2 separate regions of the Homo sapiens genome follow, and region 2 is linked to region 1. Evidence: read pairs that join two places in POLR2A ChIA-PET (ENCODE). Cell type or tissue: GM12878. All regions are shown on one strand.

Region 1 (5,000 bases):
TGCCAGGAACCAGGGGCAAAGACCAAGTTTATATTTTTTATTACACCACAAGATCCCATGGTTAGTAATGGTAGAGCTGTATTTCTAACTCAGGTCGGCTTATGGTTGAATTTCATATTCTCCTCTTATGACAGATTTCCTACTGATGAATCAAATTTTATAGAACGAAAGCTATATTAGTACAAGATATTTTGAGATGCGCTCCAAGTAGAAATATCCTGTGTCAAAGTCACATCAATCTGAAAACTGGTAATCAAGAAAATTAGTCTTGAGAAATGTGTTTTCCTTATTCTGAATAATCATGATCAGCTCTTTAATTGTTATATTTACCCTTCATACGCTAAAGCAAGTCAAATAGGTAAGACCTTCGTTCTCCATCACTTACGTATTACTAACTGTAGGTTAAGGATCCAACTAATATTTTACAGTAACTTTCACACTTATCCTTTGCCCACTGATTCACTCACATACTCTCACGCTCAGGGGTTTATGTAACTATACTCATCTAGAAAGCAAAAAGAAATAGGTTTATCACACACAGAAAGAATTTTAAAACAATGAATAATGTTGTAGGAAAACAGAGGATTATAGCTTGAGTGACTTGTGTACCAAACAGTACAGCATGCTCTGTGTGGGTCTGTTCCTGTCACCTGCAAAACTGTGTGGAAAATATTCTTGGAACAGAAAGTAGAGCCTTTTTGTGTCATCCTACTCCATTTTTTAACAGCTTAATAGAAATGACTGAACATATAATTCATTTGAGTAACAAAAATTAGTTATAAATTTCCATTTCAGGCTGGGCGTGGTGGCTTACACTTGTAATCCGAGCACTTTGGAAGTCTGAGGCAGGTGGATCACCTGAGGTCAGGAGTTCAGGACCAGCCTGGCCAACATGGTGAAACCCCATCTCCACTAAAGATACAAAAAAAAAAAAAAATTAGCTGGGCATGGTGGCGGGCACCTGTAATCCCAGCTACTTGGGAGGCTGATGCAGGAGAATCGCTTGAACCCAGGAGGCAGAGGTTGCAGTCGGCCGGGATTGCACCACTGCACTCTAGCCTGGGCAACAAGAGCGAAACTCCATCTCCAAAAAAAAAAAAAAAAAAAAAAAATTAATTTCAAAATTTTCAGCAACAAAAGAATCTATACCATTTATTGAGCTCCTTTGATGCCAATTGCTAATAACATTAGGCACCTTTAAAATATCTAATCCTTGCAACCAGCTCCACAACACAGATGTCATATCCCCATTTTACACAAAACTAAACTGAGACTCAAAGGTTGAGAGGCAAACCATGTGGAACATACATTGTTCTTATGACATCTTGCTATACTAAACTCTCCATCCTCATATCCCTGAGAAGTCTTCAAGAACCATGCAGATATATTTTCTTAAAAAGATGATAGGGAAAGAAGGGAAAGCAAGGGAAAATTTTTTAAAAAGGGAAAAGGGAAGAAAAGGAAGGGAAGGGAATGGAGGGTAAGGCCAGATGACACAAAGCAAAACAACACAACTACTCTACACCAGAGCATCTGGAGAAACAATAGCTAAAATTCTGTATGTTTCTCACCACAAGCCAGAGATTATATTGACATCGTGTCACCACTCCAATGTGTTTCCAAATATCTTGGTCATTCAGTCAATATATTCAATGAGAACTTCTCTGCACTCAGAATGTTGTAATAGGTGCTGTGGGGAAAATACACACGCAATAAAAGATAAGTTGCCACCCTTATGGCACTCACAATTGAGCTAGGTCAAGAATATAAATTCATGAAATAGCAGGAGACTTTCATGGTAACACCTTAAGGACAGATATCTCTAGCACCAGCTATGAAGCCAGAAAGTGGAAGTGCACGAGTTGGGCAGGCTCTTCCATAAGCCAGACTTCTCAATCTGGATTTGAAAAGAACCAAAGAATAGGACGTGACTTTGCCACCAAGAATTAAAACTGAAGGTTCTTTATTGTGCATGCTGCGTGTCAACAGACAGCCCATGGTAGACTCTACTTCAAGACCATTATGAGAAATAAGCAGTTCCTCCTCTGGACTCTCAGCAAGGTAGTTGATCTTGGTCCCAAACACTTTACCCTACCAGGATGCACACTTCAAACCTTGAAACTCTTGGTGATAATGAAACAAACTAAGATTCTAAGCCTGTTCCTCTGCAAATAGTTCTTTGTCAAGATTCTATGCCAAACAGTGGAATAGTGTCTACTTCTGTTTTAGTAACACAGTAACAGGCACCTGGGCAAAAATGATCACGAAAATAAAGTCACACTCCATCATCATAAGTGATTTATGGATATTCCATTTTCTGAGGCTGCCGTGTCTATTTCTAAAACCAAGGTGCCAGACAGGACGAAGATACTCGAACAACAAATGGCTGAACTGAAGCCTTCACATAAGCCTCAAGAATTTGGCAAGGTTTATGTTGATATTTAAAACCCCAATATCAGAACAGTTGTATAAAGACATAAAAGGACATGTTTTTGTTCAGGTGTCTGTGACTGATGGAGTGATTTCAGTGATTTTGAGACAGTGTTTTGAAAAGCACATCCTGACACACATCTTGAGGAGGATTAGCAATCCCCTGTATTTCTTGATGTCCCACACAGGCACAGTATACAGTTCTCACTGACTGGATGACTGGGTGCTATATTCCAATACTCCCTTAGAGAAGGTGTCCAAAAAGTGACACAATGTAAACTTTGTGTTTACATATTTCCATATAAGTCCATTTTAAAATTTCAATGATTTTTTTCTGAACGAGCATCTGTAGGTCCACGTAGTTCCATAAAAGGAGAGATTTCTGTTTCCTAATACTCTGTGCTAAATCCCTGTTGGCTCCATGTATACTTAAATAATCTGGAGTTTATTCATTATAAAAGACTTAGCTCACTGGCTCACTGAATACACTGATTTTCATCCAACAAACATTTACTGAGGAACTACTTTATTATAGGCCTTGTATCCAGTGTTTGGAGAGATAGAAAAGGACCTGGTTCCCACCCCACTCTTAGGTCACTCAGTCTAAAGGGCTGTCAGACCACTAGGCAATTACAGTGCAGTGTGAAGAGGGCTAAAGAAGTGCAAGGTGATGTGCAGCCATATGGGCGGGAGGGGTAGAAGGGAGAGCCAGCAGACCAGCCTGAATTGTACCTTTCTAAATTTACCTTTCTTGTGGTAAATCCACACTTCAGCCATGTCAGGAACGATGGCACCTTTTTAGGTAGTGAGTACTTGAATCAATGTGATCAAATGCTTCTACTCCTAAGAAGTGACAATTGAGTAAACCATATTCTTTCTTATATTTTTAACTGATAAAAATAATGATATATACTATGACTTTAATAGAACTTTGAATTTATTTACTGGAGTCACCTTGGTCAGGTGACCTAGCCTCTCTAAACTTCAATTTCCTCATCTGTAAAATAAGAATAACACCTATCTCATAGGTTTGTTTTGAGGGTCAGTGTAGAATAATGCACATAAAGCATTTACAACAGTGTCTAGCACAAAGAAAGTGCTCATTAAATAGCTGAAGTTTTAAATTATGAATGCCATTCGTGAATCTCTCTTCTTGCCTTCCCTCCTGGGACATGACAATTTCCTATTCAGCTCAACATCCTGCACTTTAAGCTCTCTCAATCTCAGTGGTATACTATGTTCCTCAAGCTTGTTTAAGAGAAAGCAGCTGATATCTGGAACCAAACTTCTACTTTATTCAGTGAAAAAAACAAACAAACAACAACAAAAAACCACTCAATGATCTTCTGGGTATGTGGTGCTGGTTTTTATTTTTCCATAGGAGTAATTTCTTTTTCCTAATACTCTGGCTCTATTCCTTTTGGCTTCCAGAAAGCAAGAATTACTCTGAGATGCCCAGACCAGACTAGACACAGACACAGAAAGCCAGTGACCTATATCAACTGCCACTAATCATCAGAGTGAGAGAACAGATACTTCCCCTTTTCTGTCAAGGGCAGACCAATGAATTAGGCACTGAAGCAGACCAAATGTGATCTGGTATCTTAGTTCTGTGCAATCAGCTACAATAAAGCTAAGTGGTCTGGGAAAGCATGGCAAAGCAGTAATCATCCCTAAAGTAACTAGAGGAATAACTAAGTAAGTGTCTGCTAAAATACGGTCTGTACCTTTTCAAGAGGTGCATGTCTCCATTTGGGCCTCCCCAAAACTCGCTTAAGTGGATAGACAAGGCAGCCTAGTAAACAACCTGAAAGGCCTGTAATCTATAATTTTGGGATGGTAAACAAAGGTATTGGTCATAAGGTGGACTTACTGTGCCCTTTTATTAAGCATGAGAAAATAATTTTTCTATAAGGAACTGAATTTGAGCTCATACTTAAAAGTTGTGGCTGTGGCTATACTACAGAAGGGAAGAGTTAATCCCCAATTGTGCCCACATGTGCAGTGGCAGCAGAAACTGGCAGAAAGAACCCTGAACTAGCCTTGAGTACTATTCTTGTCTCCACACTCTCTAACTGCGGGCTCCCTGCCAGTAACTGCTTTTGTGAAGCCACTAGGAGCTGCTGACTGGTTGCATTTCCTTGTTCATCCAAAAGCTATATTTAGAGTGACAACCCCTAGAGATTTAAGGGACCCTGAGACAGGTCAAGTGACGTGATCCTGCTCTGAGGAAGCCTCTCGTGACCCAAGCCAAGGGAGTAAACTCTACAACAGGGAGAAGAAATGGGAGAATAGGAAGAAGTAAAAGAAGGAGGGAATTCACAGAGTACCAATAGCATGCCAGGACTAGAGCTAGGTGCTCTCACTTACATGAACTCATTTAATCTTAACAATTAGGCAAAGCAGGTATTATCCCATTGTTCCTATTCTAAAATGACAGGCAACTTGGCTAAATTAAAAGAGTAACTAAAGAGTTGAACTTAGGGCTCCACAGGCTACTTTTAAGTCTATTACCATGGTTTACTGCCTCTGCATGGAGCACCCTCTGGTGGGCAGGGGGATATCCAGAC
Region 2 (5,000 bases), 460 kb after region 1:
TCTGTGATAGATCACCTGTGAAGAGATTGGCAGTAATAGTTACTTTTCAAGAATTACCAAATTAACATTTAATAATATTAATAATAACCTCCAGTTATTGGATGTCAACTATGCACGAGAAACTTTATGAGCTACTTTATGAGATACTTTATATCCATGCCTAATTTAATTTTTCCAACTTTAGCCAAAACGACAGCAAGAGAGTTTACAAATTACCAATTGCTGGGTTTATCGGTTTATATATGTTATCTCATTAAGTCCTCAAAACAACCCTGGAAAGTAGGTACAATCATTAGTGTCCTTTCATATGTGAGAAAACTGAGGTTTAGCGAGATTGAACAAGTTATTTACTTCAAGATCATACACTTGATAAATGGCAGACATAGATTGAAACCCAGGCACAAGTTCTTACACTATTCTATGTATTATTATCTCTACTATATTAGTAATAAACAGAAATTCAGAGATGTTGCGTCTGCCCAAAGTCACACTACTAGCAGGAGGCAGAGGGCACATCCAAACTCAGGTTTTTTTTTCTGACTTTAAAGCCCACACTAGATATGGCAGTTGCTCTCTCAATAGAGCTACATTCAAACACCCTAGAAAAGTAACTGATGTTCTCCATTGTTTCTGTAAAAGGTACAAATTGTTACTCACTGCATCATCAGTATTCATGGCTAGTGGGCTACTTTCTGTTATGCTTGCACACTTCTGCTCCTAATCACTGAGTTTTGTGTTTAGAGATGTGTAGTTTCCAAACCTCTTTATACCAATTGAACATGTTACTGTAGTTATATAATTATGTTAATTGTCACATAAGCCAATGGTAAATATAAATGTGGAAATAGAACTGTTATTTCCATGAAACCTAAACTGGATGAAAAGACAATAAAGGGAAGGTACAAAGATATTCAGCCAAATTAAGTATGAGTGATGCAATTGTAAAAGATTGAGAGAAAATAATAAAATCTGAGACAAATTCTTCATTCACAACGGCTTCCCAATTTTATTTAAATTTTGATTCCACTTAAAAGAATCCCAAGTTCTTGAATAAAAGACCTTGGTTCTAAATCAAACTATTGGCCAATGAATGGATATACATGTTAGCTTAAAATAAAATATTTAAGTTATATACTTATAATTTTCTGATTGCCTGATGATTCCTGATAAGGGGGTTTCTTGTCTGTTTAAGGTGGCAAAACAGAGGTGCAGGCTGATTAACTCAGTAACTTAGATCCTGCCATCTAGTACAGTGGCAGAGCTAAGACAAAGTGGCAGAGCAAGAAACAGGATTTAACTCCATGGCTCTGTTTAACTCTATAGTTCTCCACAGTTTATGCTTTGTCTTTTACTGCCTCACCAATGTCATAAATTTGAGGGTTAGGAATCATATGCCAGGAAACCCCATGGAAAATTGTTGTGTCCACATGGACTTCAAAATTCCCCCTACTCCATTCCCGCCCTGAGAAAAACCTTCCTCTTTCTCAGTCAGGGATTAACCTATTTGATTTTCAAAAACTCTAGGGAAAGATATTTCATCACATCACATTATGATTATCATTGTTATAAGAATTTTATTTTCCTTAGAGACTCTACCAATATACCCTCCTGCTAAGATGCAGAGCTTTTAAGCAATAGGAAAGAACAGAAATGACTTTTAATGACATGACAACATTGCTGAAGATATAAGTCCCAGAACTTCTCTAACTTCATGCTGTCTCCCCTAGCTACTTACTTGACACTTTCTGAATTACTCATAACTGAAAAAATACACTGTGTTTTAGGCTTGGTTATTAACATCACATTAGAAATAATTTATTTAACCAGTTTCTATCTGTTGAATTAACAGAAATACCAGCTCTCCTGGAGAATTTCCAGAGAATGATTCGTGATCATATTTTCTTGAGAATTGAAGTGGTATAATGCTGAACAAGAGAATAATTGCTATATATACAGATACCCTCTTTTCTCAGGACTTGTTTATGTGATGTCCAGGTTCCTTGTATTAGTTACTATGGCTGTGTAACAAATTACCCCAACTTAGTGGCTTATAACAACAATATTTATTTACTGTCTTTCCTGGTTTCTGTGGTTCAAGAATTTGGTTGCGGCTTGGCTAAGCTATTCTGGCTTAGGGTCCCTCATGAGATTGCTGTCAGATGTTGACTGGGGTGAGTCATTTGAAGCATTGACTGGGACTGGGAGATCTACTTGCAAGGTGGTTTTCTCACGTAACTGGCTGGTGGTGCTGATTGCGGGTGGGAGGCTTCAGTTCCTCTCTACTTGGGCCTTTCTAAAGGGCTGCTTGAGTGTCCTCGTGGCGTTACAGCTGGCTTATATTCAAGAATCCAGTGTAGAAGTTGCAGTACATTGATCTAGCCTGAGAAGTTATGCACCATCATTTCTAGCATATTCTATTGGTCACCTAGGATCAAAAGGAGCAAGGATCAGGAGGGGACTGTCTTAGAACCTGGCTACCACAAACCCCTGCTTTGTCCACCTGGGATCATGGCAATGATCAAAATTTGTTATTGTAATGATAGCTGTCTGTCTTCTCTTTCAGAATTTAAGTTCCTTTACTGTCTGTGTTGTGTTACGTATTTTCTCTTTCTTAAATGCATAGGTTTTTAGAAGTCTTTTTAACTCCTTTTCATCTCTTCACTCTGAGTCTGGATTTGATGACTGCGTTAATTATTTGTTGCTGCAGAACAAACCACACCAAACCTTAGTGGTTTAAAACCACAATTGCTTGTCTGCTTATAATCATGTGGGTCAGCAATTTGTGCTGGGCTAAGTTGAGTGGTACTGTGACCATCTGTCTTGCCTGGGGTCAATCATATAACCCAAGTCATCTGACAGTTCGGATGGAGCTAGATGATCTAAGATGACCTCACTCATATGTCTGGTGTTTGGCAGGTTGTCAACTCCTTGATTCTTCATTATGTGGCCTCTCCAGCAGGTGAGCTGGAGCTCATTCTCATAGTGGTCTTAGAGTTGCAATCGCATCTGGAAGAGGCAAACCCCAGAGTGTAAACACATTTCAATTCTCTGCTTGTATTATGCTAGCAAATATTCCATTGACTAAGGGAAGTCACATGGGCAAACCCAGAGTCAAGAGATTGAGAAATTGATGTCACTTCCTGATGGGAGCATTGGCAAAGTCACATTGCAAAAGGGAGAGATACAGGATGGGAAGAATTATTATGGCCATCTGTGCAAACAGTCTGCCCAAATAGCTTTCCTCTGAGCCTTTGGGTAACCTTTCTTTATTTGTATCACCCTGTAAGCTATAAGCTCCCTGAGGCAAGGGCCATGGCTGGTTTATATTTTTCTATATATTTAGCACTTTTCCCACTGTTACATAAATATTAGTTGAATTGAAATGAATATAAAAACACTTTCAGGGAAAGAGATTGTGGAAAAGGCAAGTAGAAAATAAAATGGAAAGACTCATGCTGTATTGACAATTTTCAACTGGTTTAGTTATTTAAACAAAGCCTCAATCCAAGCATACTAAACCATTTGATTTTTAAAAATTACATTATTAGTTGTTTGCCTGAACTCACTACCTGTTTGGTCAAAAAGATTGGATAAATTGTGGGTGTGTAGATAAAATACAAGTATAGTATGCCAATCAACATCACACGTTCATATTGCTGGTTCACATTAGATGCTCAATAAAGCGCAGCTGTGACGTCTCTTGTTCAGTAATCATGGGACTGCTCCTGTTGCCAACTTTGCCTGTAGTTCACCAAAGTCAAGTTGCCCACGGTAAGATAATTTTTTTTTAAGATTATTGTTGATAGGTTCCAAAAGTGTATTAGGTGGTTAAATTCCTCATTGTTACCAATGGATTAGTGAGTCAAGCAATAAACATTAACTTATTAATGTCAGTAACACTTTTACTTTCAGTATTCAATCTAGTTTTATTTATGTTTTATCATCTGTGGCAGTAGTTTTCAAATTAAGAGTATGTAAATATTCAAAATATTTTGTTCTCAGAGTCGGGGAGGTAATCAAAAAATATTTTTGATAAGGCTGCATAGACAATCCAATATTCCCAACTTCTTTGTGTTTGACTAGAATTTTATTGACTAGAATTACAGTGTGTCAATTTGGATTATTTCGTCCTGATCAAAGTTATGGAATATCTGATTAATGAGAAAAAGAAAAGCAGATTGATGTGTATATATTGTAGCTTATTAAGTAGATCAACTCTTTCGAAGCATGAAGCCCATGGAAAGAAATAGTAAGAGGAGTTTACTGGTGAAAGCTGAGAGACTAAAGTCTGTATTAAGTTCCTTAACATCTGGGTGGTCAATATGGTTGTAAGTAATAGGTCTTATGAGAATTATGCAATTAAGATAGTTATAATGGGGACGGGTGTATTTATAATCTACTGTTATTTAAAAAATATTATCCCAAAATTTAGTGACTTAAAACAACAATAAGCATTTATTATCCTACATGATTTTTATGTGTCAGGTATTTAGACAAAGCATAATGGGATGACTTGTCTGTGCTCTATAGTGGCTGGAGCCTCAGCTGAAAGAATTAAGAGTCGGGGCTGGGAATAACTGAAGTCTTATTCATTCATGTGGTTGATGCCAGAGGATCTCTTTGGACTTGTTGGTCAGAACACTCCTACACCCTACACAGCCTCTTCCTGTGGCCTGGGCTTTCTCACAAAATGGTGGTTGGATTTCAAGGACAAAGAGAAAGAGAGAGAGATAAAGGGTGTGTGTGTGTGTGTGTGTGTGTGTGTGTGTGTTTGTGTGTGTGTGTGTGTGAGAGAGAGAGAGAGAGAGAGAGAGAGAGAGAGAGAGAGAAGCTGTATTGTTATTTATGACCTAGCTTTGGAAGTCATGCATTATCACTTCTGCTGCATTCTAACCATGTAGGCATTCATAAAGGCCAGCTCAGTTCTGGGGATGAGGAAATAGAATCAGTTTCTTGACGGAGAGTGACGAAGTGCTGGAAATGCATATGGAATTAGAAAT

Evidence for each region. ChIA-PET counts read pairs that join two places held together with the same protein. Peaks named below come from ENCODE experiments on the same cell type or tissue, not always from the same donor. Only the 100,000 strongest peaks of a DNase experiment are listed, where the experiment ranks them.
Region 2: POLR2A ChIA-PET joins it to region 1 with 7 read pairs; 1 of 35 experiments calls an interaction of 5 or more read pairs at or near these places.

What each region holds. Positions count from the first base shown.
Region 1 is chr9:23,583,123-23,588,122 of GRCh38, forward strand. The region is part of intron 11 of LOC101929563 (a long non-coding RNA gene); the gene reads right to left. Among named protein-coding and RNA genes, the nearest start is that of ELAVL2, 240 kb to the right of the region's middle. In GM12878, no CTCF peak of the experiment used is centred here; a DNase peak (open chromatin) is centred at 3,982.
Region 2 is chr9:24,042,539-24,047,538 of GRCh38, forward strand. LOC124902327 (a long non-coding RNA gene) reads left to right here and starts at 3,677. Exons shown (of 2, transcript XR_007061897.1): 1 at 3,677-3,771. In GM12878, no CTCF peak of the experiment used is centred here; a DNase peak (open chromatin) is centred at 2,159.